Regions from separate parts of the Homo sapiens genome. Here region 2 is linked to region 1. Evidence: read pairs that join two places in POLR2A ChIA-PET (ENCODE). Cell type or tissue: endothelial cell of umbilical vein. All regions are shown on one strand.

The links. ChIA-PET counts read pairs that join two places held together with the same protein. Peaks named below come from ENCODE experiments on the same cell type or tissue, not always from the same donor. Only the 100,000 strongest peaks of a DNase experiment are listed, where the experiment ranks them.
Region 2: POLR2A ChIA-PET joins it to region 1 with 6 read pairs; 2 of 35 experiments call an interaction of 5 or more read pairs at or near these places.

Annotation. Positions count from the first base shown.
Region 1 is chr3:101,049,561-101,052,060 of GRCh38, reverse strand. No RefSeq gene overlaps it. Among named protein-coding and RNA genes, the nearest start is that of ABI3BP, 57 kb to the right of the region's middle. In endothelial cell of umbilical vein, no CTCF peak of the experiment used is centred here; no DNase peak of the experiment used is centred here.
Region 2 is chr3:100,971,737-100,974,236 of GRCh38, reverse strand. The region is part of intron 1 of ABI3BP (ABI family member 3 binding protein); the gene reads left to right. Among named protein-coding and RNA genes, the nearest start is that of ABI3BP, 20 kb to the left of the region's middle. In endothelial cell of umbilical vein, no CTCF peak of the experiment used is centred here; DNase peaks (open chromatin) are centred at 1,126 and 1,626.

The sequences.
Region 1 (2,500 bases):
CTCTTTAAAGTCAGAAACCGGTCCTTTTCTTTTCTGTCTCTTCTTTCTGTCGGCCTTTCTGCTTTTTTGGTTTTATTTATTTATTTATTTATTTAGTTAGTTAGTTAGTTAGCTAGTTATTTTGTCTTTCTGTCTTTGCCTTGCCATTGGATTCCAAGTGCCTAGCAACATAGCTGGCCCAAAGACAGTCCTCCAAAACATTTGTTAAACAAATGAAAAAAATGAGTTGATGAATGAGCACCTCAGAGCCTTGTGGGGACAATGTAGAATAGCCAAGAATGCCCCAAATTGTGAAAATTTTCACCGGGGCAGGTATTGGCAAACCACTGTTCCTTGAGGCCTCAGCACTATGTGCTTCTTGCATACTCAGTTATTGACATGACTGTACAACGTTTGTGTTGGTATCTCAAAACTATATTTGGCAAGACATGGTCTGGAGATCCTTTGTGAACACTTTGTAAAAGGGTGTGCTTTGTGGAAGTGAAAAAGTACCTGATTGAAGCACTCTATGTGCTAGCAGATGTTTATCAGTTTTTGGAAGCGAATGGTTGTCATGTCTTAGATGTGTTCTTATGCTTAAGAGGATATGCCAAATTATGTGAGGGATCCTGTTTCTTATTTTACTTTAATTTTATTTTTACTGAAGTGAAGAGTTAATGAAGTATGGTCTAAGAAACAATTAAGAGGGGCTCTGATTTCATGGAAATCCATGTTAAAGCTGAAAAACACCACAAAGTGTTTTAATGCTTTGACTTAGGGGCTGGCAAATTATGGTCTCTGGGCTAAGTTTAGCCCAGTGTCTGTTTCTGTAAATAAAATTTTATTGGAAAAAGCCACACTCATTTTTTTTTCCATCTATGGCTGCTTTCACCCAGCAAAGGCAGAGTTTAGTAGCTGGCGCAGAGACTGTATAGCCCACAAAGCCTAAAATACTTACTAAGTGGCCTTTTACAGAAAAGTTCACCCACCCCTGCTTTAAATCCTACGGGATCAAATGTGACTTGCATTGTCTGAGCTGTTAGTAATTTGTGGGCACAGCTGACAAAATGGTCACTATGATCAGTTGTTTTCTTGATCATACACCCTCTTACCTTCTGCCCCAGATAGATTTTTTTTTTTTTTTTTTTTGGACAGAGTCTCACTCTGTTGCCCAGGCTGGAGTGCAGTGGCATGATCTCGGCTCACTGCGATCTCCGCCGCCTCCAGGTTCAAGCAATTCTCCTGCCTCAGCCTCCTGAGTAGCTGGGATTACAGGCACATGCCACCATGCCCGGCTAAATTTTGTATTTTTAGTAGAGACGGGGTTTCGCCATATTGGCAAGGCTGGTCTCAAACTCTTGACCTCAGGTGATCCGCCCACCTTGGCCTCCCAAAGTGCTGGGATTACAGGCATGAGCCACCGTGCCCCGCCCCAGATAGATTTTTAAAATTCAAAATCATAAAGAAAATTACAGAGCTGGCCTATCTTTTTGAAGCAGCTGGGTGAGTTTCAGGCCAAGAGATAAAGACATTGACAGCAGAGTGTGAAGGAAAATGCCCCTTGCCACGATGCCGTGTGGGTTGAGAACCTTAAGGTGTTGGTACCAGAGAAATGGAAGATTGGCCAGAAAAAAGACAGTTGGTCAGGAAACACGTGCCTTGCTCCCAGAATAGGAGAATAAGTTGGGCTCTGACAAAAACCTCGGAGAACAAAACAGGAGACAAGAGGCTCTGAAAGTGAGGCATGATGTGGGTGAGCTTCAAAACAAAGGGCGATGAGCAGACAACTGAGACTCTGTGAATGGAGAGACCCGCAGATGGATCAGGGCAATTGGTGGAAACTGAATTCAACAGCTGTGTTCCGAGTGGAGAAATTAGGTCAGGAAAATGGTATGAAAACTTTCCAGGGAAGCCCAGTCAGGAGTCAAAGGGCAATAAGGAGCTTAGGTTTGAAGTAGAACTTAGGGTAGACCTGGGGTAGATAGAAGCAGAATCTATTGGCAGGAGGGTGGTGGGGAGGGCAGCAGAGATAGCTGGCTTGAGCCTCACATTTAGACTTTAATCTTATCTCCATATGAGCCTACATATAAAGTTACTTAGCAACACCAGCAAGTTTGAAAGAAAACAATGAAATTTAAACTTCAAAAAAATTTCTTGTATCCCTACTTTTTAATATATTTGTGTATAGTATTTGAAGACCCACAAAAAAATCCAAGTGACCAGTTACATAGCATAAACTCTGGAGCCAGACTGCTTTTGCTAATATCTTGATTCTGCCATTTATTAGTTGTTTGACCTTGGGCAAGTTACTTAACCTCTCAATGCCCTAACTCACTCACTTATTAAATGAAGATAATAATCATACCACTTCATAGAGTTGTGAGGACTAATTGAGCTTACATCTGTAAAGTGCTTAGAATTGTTCCTGATACACATTGAGTGCTTTGGAGTTTATTAAATATAGTGACCTCTCTCTCAACCTGAGATGCCTGGCTAAAAAATCAGCTACAAACAAATCATG
Region 2 (2,500 bases), 78 kb after region 1:
TTTTGTCATATATTAAGTGTTTGTTTATAAGAAACATCAAACTGTTTTTCCTAAGTGGCTACAACATTTTTTTAATAGCAAGGTATGAAGATTTCAATTGCTCCAAATCCTTGCCAGAACTTGATATTGTTGATTTTTTTATTTTGTGTTTTTATTTTTAGCTGCTAATAGGAAAGAGTCAGGTAAGTTTTGAGTCCATATCTCTATTCGTTAGGCATACTTGTTAGGCATATTTCTTTAAAAAAATGTATGATCCATTTTCTTAGAAACCGCATCTTGTCTAAAAGGTATAATAGTAGGCAAATTAATTTGCTGAAACTCATACTAATTTCTTATCAGATGAGATAATATGTGGAAATCGGCTACATTTGCCTGGCACAGAGGGAACTTTCAAAAAAGTTTAGTCTTGTCTCCTGTTCTGACTATATCTTGTATTCATGAGTCATCGTAAGCCAAACATTAAAATTCTATAACTTAAATTGAACTGTCATATAGTTTTTGCCATTTGAGGCTTCAAGAGTCAAATTAAGCCTGCTTTAAACACTTTGAAAGACAGTGCTCTGGGGAAGAAAATGCTAGCTAAATCTGAGCATCTCACGTTATGCAGAAATTATTGCCCTTATCTTCATTCATAATGAAAGTGTTGGTGAAAGAAGGAATGAAGCAGAAAAATGATCACTGGATTGGAAACAAAACTCCTCTGTTTTAGCCCTTACTCTGCTTCTAACTGGACAGGTGACCTTGGGAGAAAAAATTTAACTTCCATGGGTCTTATTTTTCTCATTGAAAAAACCCAGAGCTTAATACAGTCGATTCTCATTATTTGCAGTAGTAATGTTTTATAAAGTTGCTGGAAACACCAAATTAGCCAAACCGTTGTTTCTATGGGGAAATATGGAGTTGGATTCCTGTGAGCCACTGGTCACAACATTTTCATCAATGGATCAGTACATAACTTTGTTTTATGTGTGTTTCTGTTTAAAGATGCCTTACTTAATACACGTTGTTGATTCATTAACATTGAATTCATGGCCAACAGCAGTAGAGCTCATTACTGAATGAAGCTTATCTAACTCACATTTTTGCTCCATAAGGCACATCACAGCCTTCTTGTGCTCAGAAACTCCAGACAGCCCTTCAGCACCACACTTAGGGCCTGCTTAAACAGTGAAGTCACTAACAAAAAGCACAAAAATGGGAAAGGTGTGGTGCTATGTCAACTGTGAAAAGGACACTTGTTTACAGTCTGAGAGCTGAAACAAGAAGGCAGAGCATCACCTTGTTCAACCTCAGCCAGGAACATGCACATTGGGTGACTCAGATTTTTCTCCATTCCTCACATGTCCACAAATAAGTCTGAAAATGCTTTGTGTATTAATTTTGGGATTAAAAACCAATGTTAATTAGTAGAAACATTTGCAAATGTGGAATCTGCAAAATAATGAAGCTTGGCTGTTATTTGCTACTTCTGTTCCGTAGGATAAATCATGCATGTTGATGTGAAAGGATGTGGTGATGCTGTTATTGCTGTTTTAGCATGGGTGTTTTCCCCAGCCAGGGGCTAAGAAATCCAAAACATTCAGGAAAAAAAAATGAATCAATCTCAGTACTTAAATACTTCACTCTCTGTGCCTCAAACACCATAAGCAAATTAGAGAAACTGGAGAACCTAATGGAAATGTTTATTTACTTTTAAAAATGTGCATTAACTTATGAAGATAACATCTTGATGAGAGCCTTAAGTGGCAAAAATAATAACTCCATTGTTTCTTTACAGTGGGAAAGGGCTTGTTGGAACCTGGTTGTTTTAGTGCACATTTGCAGATGCCTGTAGGACCGTTTTTAAACTAAGTGGTCATCCATCACTTCTCTTGTTGGCCCAGAGATTAATTTTCACATCTTAAAAGTACTTTATAAATATTTGCTAGCACTAGTTTATTTGCAGATCCCTTTCAGTACAGAGGGGTTTTTCACATAAAAATTTGATTTTGCTTTTTAATTTAAAAAGCACTTTCACACAATTATCTCACTTTAATTTATATGATGTAAGTTTTATTTCTAAAATATAATGCAGATGTTGTTTTAATGGCAATGCTAACTTTATGATAAAAAAGAGATTCTAAATACATTGATGCATGGAGCTAGTGAGGTGAAATTACCAGGTGGCAGATATGTGTTCGTGAGAATCCAGTGCTTAAGGGAAGGATGACATTCCATCCCAGCTGCCCTTCTCCCTGCCCCTTTTTAGGAAGGCACACCCTTCTCAGCCCGCATTTCTGTGATTCCTCCACTGAGAAACTGCATGTTGATTGGACTGGCAAGAATCCTCACACCTCCTTTCTGTTTTAATTTCCATTTTAAAATATATTTTTAATGACCTTGTTCCTGATCCTGATCTTTTAAAAAGCTGTGGTTTTGCTGGGACAAAGAGCAAAACACATCTTGATGAGCAGATGAATGAAATCCAACTTCCATCAGCATCTATTAAACACCCACCACA